Linked DNA regions of Homo sapiens: region 2 is linked to region 1. A link is an interaction called in ENCODE POLR2A ChIA-PET data of the cell type or tissue named here. Cell type or tissue: PC-9. All regions are shown on one strand. Each heading gives the region's core, and the rest is flanking DNA. Links, peaks and the distances in the headings are about the cores only. Region 1 overlaps MAML2 (mastermind like transcriptional coactivator 2). Region 2 overlaps MAML2 (mastermind like transcriptional coactivator 2).

Region 1 (4,401 bases), core at 247-4,246:
TGTTGGGAGGAGTGAATGAGATAAATCACGTAAAGCACGGACCACAGTGACTGGCTGATAATAAGCCTCAGTGGATGGTCGCCCTTAGAATTATTTTGTAACCCTTTGCTTTTGAGGCAGCTGGTGAGCTCTGTAGCCTCAGAGATTACTAAAGCAAGGCCAAGGCTTTCGGCTTGTGGCTTACTTACTTACTTGTTTATTTATTTCAGCTCGGCACATAGTTAAAGAAAGAGAAAGAAATAAAAAAGATAATTTCCACAAACAGTGTACCTACCACCTCTACTCATGTGGTATCATGGGAGTTGCTTTGTGGTTTTTTGTTTGTTTGTTTTTGTTTTGAGACAGAGTCTTGCTCTGTCACCCAGGCTGGAGTGCAGCGGCACAATCTCGGGTCGCTGCAACCTCTGCCTCCTAGGTTCAAGTGATTCTCATGCCTCAGCCTCCTGAGTAAGTAATTGGGATTACAGGCATGTGCCACCACACCCAACTAATTTTCATATTTTAGTAGAGATGGGGTTTAACCATGTTGGCCAGGCTGGTCTCAAACTCCTGACCTCAGGTGAACCACCTGCCTCGGCCTCCCAAAGTGCTAGGTTTACAGGCATGAGCCACCGCACCCAACTCCCTGCTTAATGTTTTTATGTCTTGTAACCTTACATAGTTTAGTTGGTGAATGACAGATGGATTTTTTTTTTTTTTTTCTGGGCACAGTGCTTCATGCCTGTAATACCAGCACTGTGGGAGGCCAAGGATCTAGGATCACTTGAGCCCTTGACTTTGAGACCAGCCTGGGCAACATAGTAAGACCCCGTCTCTAAAAAAAATTTAAAAATTAGCCACCCTGTCTCTAAAAAAAATTTAAAAATTAGCCAGGTGGCGCACGCCTGTGGTCCCAGGCACTTTAGGAGGCTGAAGTGGGAGGACTGCTTGAGCCTGGGAGGTTGAAGCTGCAGTGAGCCATGATTATGCCACTGCACTCCAGCCTGGGTAATAGAGTGAGACTCTGTCTCTTAAAAAAAAAAAAGAGAGAGTTGGATTTCTTTTGTTCCCATGTATTCAGTGTTTCCCAAAGCATATTCCCTGGACCAATGAGTATCAGAATAACCTAAGGAGGTACCCTGATCTATAGCCTCAGAATCCCTGGGACAAGGCCAGGGCATCTGCCTTATAAGCTGATTCCCAGATCATTCTGATCAAAGTATAACAATTTTTGACTTAGTGTTTATATCATGTAAACTAAAATTTGATTTTACATTTTCTTATATTTATACATGTAAGCATTTCTCCCTCACTTGGGTGATAAATTCTCTAAGGTGATAACCATATTTTCTAGTCTTCTTGTAACCCTACTAGTGTACTAGTGTAGAGCTCAATCCTAAATACATCATTGGGAATTAATGAGAATATTCAACTGGGTTTAGCTTACTGTCTTGCAGAGTCCTGATCTGTCAATGCCAAAAAATTGGTAGAGACCTCAAATTAGAAAGGCAGTTCACCAATACCCAATATTATTTGATATACAGTTGAGTTTTTAATCAATATTTTCTCATTGTCAGTGTGTCGGGTATTCTTTTACTGAGATTCTTGCGCCGAGATACCTGAATTGTTGACTGCGGAACAAAATTTACAAGGCCCTGAGAAGTGAAGTCCTTTCCAAGTTTGAGTTTATAAAACAGAAACTTAGAGGCCTTCCTGCCTTTCTGTCACAGAAAGCTGGGTAAGGCAAAATGCCTTCTGTCCAAAATAGTTTCAACTTTTAAACACGTGAATTAAAACATGACTTTCATTGCAGGATCAGCAATGATACATGCTAACTTTGGGAAAAGGAAGGATTTGTTAGGTTATGATGTTTATTCCTGAGAAATTGAGAGGTTTGCCATATGTTTTTATGGTAGTTTTCTTTGAGGTTCCATAAACACCTTCTGGAATGTGGAGGTTCCACAATCAGAGTCCTCATGGGAGCTTTTCCAGTGCCCTAATGTCATTAACCCAGCTGCTTTGGTTGCTGTGTTATGCAATTATTTCTTCTACATTTAAAAAGCGATTCTCTGATCTCCAACCCATTTAACCATGTTTGATCTTTAATAAGATGAAAAATGTTTGGAATCTGAGTGTATGATCTTTGTGCTACATTTTTCTTTTTTTAATTCACAGTAGCTTTTCCTTCCCCCTTTCTCTTCTTTAGGATCAACACTCTGTGGTAGGCCAGAACACAGGCCCCAGTCCAAGTCCTAACCCCTGCTCAAATCCAAACACTGGAAGTGGTTACATGAACTCCCAGCAATCACTGTTGAATCAGCAATTGATGGGAAAGAAGCAGACTCTACAGAGGCAGATCATGGAGCAGAAACAGCAACTTCTTCTCCAGCAGCAGATGCTGGCTGACGCGGTAAAACTTTCTCTTAATTTCTACTGAACAAACCTGTTGACCCAACAGAGGGAGTTTATTCTTTTCCATTTATATTTACTGTGCCTACTTACGTGACAGCAACAAAGGTGTGCTGACTGTAAGAGAGGATAATTCCATACATTTAGTGTACTGCAGGAAGAAAAAAAAACCCAAACTTGATTTAACAACTGCTGGACACTTGGAATGCATGGCACCTCTGCTAACCAGCCCTGCCCAGCCCAGGAATGTCTAGAACAACCAACATGGGCATTTGAATCAGGCAAAAGAAACCAGTGTTGTTCCCCAGGCTTAAGGGGCAGAAACAGTAAACTGAACTTGAATCAACTCAAATCCAAACTGATTTTAGAGATAAGAGTTTCAAAAGCAATTTTAAAAGCCAACATGGAGCCTCAAAACCAAGATTTGGCTTCCAAAATAAAGCAACTCACAATGGGGGATTTTTTAAAAGAAAATGTAAAATACATTTCCCATTTGCACTGTATATATTAGGTTGATGCAAAAGTGATTGCGATTTTTGCCACTACTTTTAATGGCAAAAACCGTAATCACTTTTGCACCAACCTAATATTTGACTGTTTAAGAAAGACAAGATTGTGTTTCCCACACACTCTTCATGCATTAACCCTCCTTCAGTATTTATCTGCTCAGCCCTGGTTTCATTGCCTCCCTTCAAACTATTTGGCCAAATGAAATAAAAAGTAAGCATCTCCAGGTGAATTAGAGCTAAAGTATACAGAAAAGATAACAACAAAATCAAATAATTTTATATTCAAGGAGCTTTGTAGTGAGAGTCAGAAATGCAGGGTATCACAAGTGCTATAATTATTCAGTAAATAATAATTTGCAATGAGGGGAGAGCCATAAACAAGGCAAATCCTCTCTTCACCCTAGAGAAGCCTTGAGCCCACTGAGGATATGTCAGATAAATTGGCCAATTGTAATGCATGTGATTAAATGCCATACTCTGGTAACTACTAGAAATGATTTCAGAAAGAACTTTCTATCTACCGAATATCTGAAAGTGGAGTAAGAGATGAGTAGGAGGGTTATTTCAGCCAGAACAACCAGCATATTCAAAGACCTAGGGACAATAAAGGATACTACATATTATGCCTGCCAAGGTATTGAGTGTGCACGAGAAGGGGGAATTGATGGGTAAAGATGGGATAAGAAGCAGGAGGATAGGGCTTGAGAGGCCAGAATTTACATTAAAAAGCAACAGAAGAGATTTTAAGGATTTAACACAAGGGGAAGTACTAGATTCAGATTTGCATTATAGTAAAAGTATAAAATATACTAAAAAGTATAAAAAGTAAGAGAAAAAAGTATACTTTTTACAGTAAAAAGTATAAAAAGTAAGAGAAAATGTAATGGAAAGAAAGATTAAATCCAGCCTGCAAAGATTGAGGATAGTCTCCCAAAGAAGTAAAATTTGACATTGATTTTGAAGGACTGTAGGATTCTGATAGAGTAGGTGGGGTCCACTATTGTAGGTGGAGGGTGGAGCACCAAAAGGTGCAGCCTGGGTGTGAATTTGTTGGTGAGTTTGAGATTGCATTATGAAATATTTAATGCCTGATAAAAAGTAAACATAGTATAACAACCACACTTTTAAAGGAATTACAAGTGGAATAAGTTTCGTATTCAGGGCATGTGAAAAGAAATAGTGAGAAGTAAATTTATTTGACCTGGAATAAGGAATATTGAGAAATAAGATTACAGATGACGTTGAATACTGCCATAAGGTTTAAGGGAGTCACAGACTGGATCACAAAGTGACACAACTGGTTTCTTCTAGAAATCATAGTTTTGAAAACTCCAGTCCTCCCCCCTGTTCCCTTCCCCTCCCATTTTTATCCTTATAAGCTAAAGAACTTAGAAACAAGGACAGCAGAGAGAAAAATGTGTAATCTAAGGTTGACTTACTGGGTACACTTTCATCACTACCATCAATACTACTAATTTCATGAATTATAACACACAGAGGTTGA
Region 2 (4,401 bases), core at 223-4,222, 290 kb before region 1:
CATTGATATCCCCAAAAATCAAAGGCATATTTTAATATTTCTCAAAACCAGGGCTGCTAACTCAGCTGACAAACAGGGAAAAAAACTATTATTCCTTTTCCCTCAACCAGTGCCTCCCACTACCCTGCCCAGACCCCAGGGATTCCTGGGCAGATACCACTGTGGGCTACCCTAGCCAGCCTTTTGCAGCCCCATTCCTGCTTGCTTCCCCACACCTCCCCAGCCAGAGCAGACCTGGACCCCAACAGAAATATTCACCCCTAGCGGCAACACTAGCACTCTCTTGGACAAATGTTTAGTGATCTATCCATCACCTGCCACCAGACCCCACTTCCCTTCCATCAGTGGCTATTCTCTGTTGACTGACTCTTCCCTGGAATCACCTTCACATGGTGATTTGTGGGAATTACAGCTCCCATGTTCTTCTGGGTTGTTAAATATTTTGAATATTACCCCCATACATACACTTTTTATGATAATCAGCTTGAATGTTCAGTCTTTTGATACATTTTAAAAGAAAATTCTTAAGTACACATGATTTGAAAACTTGCAAATAATGCATTAATTTGCATTTTAATATTAATGATGCTTAATGTACTCACTACATTGGAAAATACTGTTACAAGTTTTATTAGTTCATTCATCTGAGAGTTAAACTGATATACATATACATTGTTCTTACTTTGTATCAAAGATATGCAAAATACTTGAGTACAGAAGTAATGATGAAGTACCTACCCCTCTGGGAGCTTATAGCTTAAAATGGGATATATATGAGATAAATGAGAAAGGTTTATACCACAGAATAACATTATGTAAATCAATTTAACCAAATAACAACACCAGAGGGAAAGGACTTTTAGCTACCACTCATCATTATGTCCCAATATAATGTTCCAGTTCATGTTGCAAATAGGGCAGCACCCTGGCTATTGTGTGGTAGTCTGTAAGTAGTGAAATAGCTGTGGGGTAAGGCAGTGAGTCTTTCACCTTAGGGAGGGTGCGAGCCCAGACCCACTTGACCATCTATCACAAATCTTGCTGAAGTTCTAAGATCCCTTTCAACTACAAATTTTCATGCTTCCATAGAATCATCCCTGACCTCAGGAAAAAATACAAAAATGGAACAAACAAAACAGAATAGTAAAACCTGAAGTAAGAAAAAAAGAAATGAATTTGACATTGTACAGATCAGGAGAAAGAAAGTTCATTAACAGTTTCAAGATCCCTGCGTTTTCACCCAGCAGGAAACAAATTACCATGAGTTAAGGTGGGGAAATTACTGGCAATTCATTGCCTTCTTTTAAAGACTTTAAAAAAAAATGAGTAAATAATTTTAGACTATTACCCCCTTTCCATGAGAGATACACAGCTAGTTAAACTGCCATGCATATTAATTTTTTGTTTTCATTTTATTCCACCTACCAACTACACAGTGTCTGCTTTCCAAAATTAGTTTGAAAGCCAATGACCTGTGTTTGAACTGGGTGAAATAGCATAGCAGTTCACACCTGGAATAAAAGAATGATTGTGTGTGAGTCTGTTAATGGCTGTGTAGAGCTATATCTCTATATGGAGCTATATAAAAATATATTTTATACATGCCAGATTCATTTAGACTTGAATTGACCCTGTGGTAAAGCAGCAGGAATAAAATATTTTTTTGATAAAGCACTCACTCAAATAGAGAAATGAGCTCTTGCAGTTACCATTTAATCTGTGACTTCTTTTTGAGATGCAGAAAAACTCCATTATAAAGTGCTCAGTTCATCCAGGGACACAGACACACTGTGGGTTATAACACACCCTCATCTGCATGGTGAGGTACATGAGTCAGCTGCTCTTCTCTCAGGAGGGTGGCTTTAAAGCTCCACAGTCATGCATGCTGCCAATTCCAGATTGTCCAAACCTGTAGGTTAGCAAGGACACAGGTGAGCCATAGGTATGACATGTTCATAAAAAGAAAAATATATTTTAATACAAAACATGTCAGGGGAGTGGAGAGTGTCAAATTGAGGACAGGAGAGACCTAGATTCAATGCCATAGTTCTTGGCTAATCTCTGAGAAGCTTGTTAGTCACCCTCTTTCTCCTTCCCTTACTCTCCTGTATCTTCCCTTACATACTGCATAGTCCCTTGTAATTTACAAGACATAAAATACTTCCTTTGTTCATCTGTATACTGAATGTAAGAATGAACAAAAGGTCATCATAAGGACAGCCTGTGAGTTTATGCACTGCATACTGCAAATGACCCACTCCAGCAATGGGAAGACACCCCTAACATTGCTTCTCTCCTTATAACGAAAATATTATTCATCATCAGCTTTAAAATGGATCTTCTCACTCTGTGCAGTCTCCGTGGTAACGTCCCATAAGCCCAGGGTTTTAAGACCTTTCTCCTGTGCTCTAAGCCTACATATCTAACTGCCTAATGGCCTTTCCACTTGAATGACACATCATTCAGTTTCAGTGTCCTAAACTGAAGTTTCAACTCCAAGTCTGTTTTTTTCTCTTGTAGTCTTCATGTCAGTCAATCAGTCTTTTATCCTAACCAGAAATATGTGAGTTCTCATGGATTCCTCCCTCTCACTCACTTTTCAGTTCTATAATCACCCAGTTCCTACATTGTTTGCATCTTAAATATCTCTTCTAGTCCTCCCTTCTCCTTTATACCCACTGCCACTGCCACAATGTTAGCTCCTTCAGATCTCATATTTTCTCACTTTTATTGCTATAGACATACCCCCCGCAGTTATCCTACCTCTAGGCAAATCCCTTCCAAAATGCAGCTGCCAGTGTGATCTTTGTAAAATGCTTTTATGATAAAGTTCAAACTCATTAGCAAAGCACACAAAGACCTTTGTGATGTGGTATTGCTGAATTAAACTACTGGCAGCCCTAGAAAGGTAAAGTGTATTTGATGCTTCTGTGCTGTTCCCTTAGCCCAGAAAGCCCTTCCAGTTTCTGTTTAGTAAAGTCCTATTCATCTTTCACTACTCAATGAGTCATAAGTAATCCCATTAGGAAAGCCTGTGTGATCTACCTCCTCCCTAATTTGCCAGCTTGAGTTTGCTTCACCCCTTCATAATACTCAGTCAATCATAATGTCTTATAATCCATCATAGCACCTCACACAATGAACTCCAATGTCTGGTTTGTTGGGATGTCCGCCTTACTACATTGTAAGCTTCTTAAGGGTAGAAACCAGTTCTGATAGGCTTAGGGCAGTGACCACCAACAGAAAAAGTACTTGGTAAATGTCTAACACAATCTGTTTTACTTTTTCCAGAGCACGAGGCATGCATGAAAGAGATTAATTTACTCCACATGGGAAGTTACTACCCAGGCTTACCAAAAGGTCAGGTTTATATAAAGTGGCGTTCCTTTTTTTCCCCCTTAGTAAGACATTAAAAAAAGAAACCACAATTGAAAAGCCAAGAGCTATCTGTGATACGGAATATGAACACAGAATCAGATTCTCATAGCAGCTAAGCTGTTCCCCAGGCAGTGGTTCTCAAGGTGTGCTTCCAAGAACAGCAGCAGCAGCGGCATCACACATGCAAATTACTGGACTCTGCCCCAGATCCACAGAATTGGAGACTGGGGATGGGGCTTAGCATTCTGTTTTAACAAGTCCTCCAGATGATTCTGTTGTGTATCTAGCTTGAGAATCACTGCCCTGGAGAATGGAAAAAAAAAAAAAAAAGTTCCCACAGAAGGGTTTTAGCAGTTCTAGAGCACCTACTATGTGCCAGGCCATTTATTTTGTTTACCTTATTAACTTTTTCAGGATACTAAATTAGTACTTCAGGATTTAATTCTTCTAAGATATCTTTTATTCCATTTTAAATTATTTTAGAAAGTTCTAATTTTTTTTTTTTTTTTTTTTTGAGGCAGAGTGTCTGTTGCCCAGGCTGGAGTGCAGTGGCATGATCTCGGCTCACTGCAACCACAAGCGATTCTCCTGCCTCAGCCTCCCAGATAGCTGGGATTACAGGCGCTTGCTACCACGCCCTGCTAATTTTTGTATTTTTAGCAGAGACGGTGTTTCACCATGTTGGCCAGGCTGGTCTCAAACTCCTGATCTCAGGTGATCCACCTGCCTCGGCCCTCCCAAAGAGCTGGGATTACAGGCGTGAGCCACCGCGCCTGGACAGTAAGTTCTAATATTTGATAGTAGAATACAGTGATTGTACTTAGCAACAATATTTTGTATATTTCAAAGTAATGGAAGAGAAGACATGAAGTGATACCCACAGATACAAATGGTAAATACTCGAGGTGACAGATACCCCAAATACCCTGACTTGATCATCTCTCATTCTGTGCGTGTAACAAACACTCATGCATCTCATAAAGATGTAAAATATTATGTATCAATAAAAGAAAAAAAAATCGA

What was found. ChIA-PET counts read pairs that join two places held together with the same protein. Peaks named below come from ENCODE experiments on the same cell type or tissue, not always from the same donor. Only the 100,000 strongest peaks of a DNase experiment are listed, where the experiment ranks them.
Region 2: POLR2A ChIA-PET joins it to region 1 with 5 read pairs; 2 of 35 experiments call an interaction of 5 or more read pairs at or near these places.

Annotation. Positions count from the first base shown.
Region 1 is chr11:95,989,508-95,993,908 of GRCh38, reverse strand. MAML2 (mastermind like transcriptional coactivator 2) reads left to right here. Exons shown (of 5, transcript NM_032427.4): 3 at 2,186-2,389. Among named protein-coding and RNA genes, the nearest start is that of MTMR2, 68 kb to the right of the region's middle. In PC-9, for the core only: no CTCF peak of the experiment used is centred there; DNase peaks (open chromatin) are centred at 2,058 and 2,618; H3K4me3 peaks cover 890 bases; H3K27ac peaks cover 2,788 bases.
Region 2 is chr11:96,277,225-96,281,625 of GRCh38, reverse strand. All of the region lies in intron 1 of MAML2 (mastermind like transcriptional coactivator 2), which reads left to right. Among named protein-coding and RNA genes, the nearest start is that of MIR1260B, 62 kb to the left of the region's middle. RefSeq lists an enhancer at 1,845-1,904. In PC-9, for the core only: no CTCF peak of the experiment used is centred there; DNase peaks (open chromatin) are centred at 1,905 and 3,025; H3K27ac peaks cover 3,356 bases.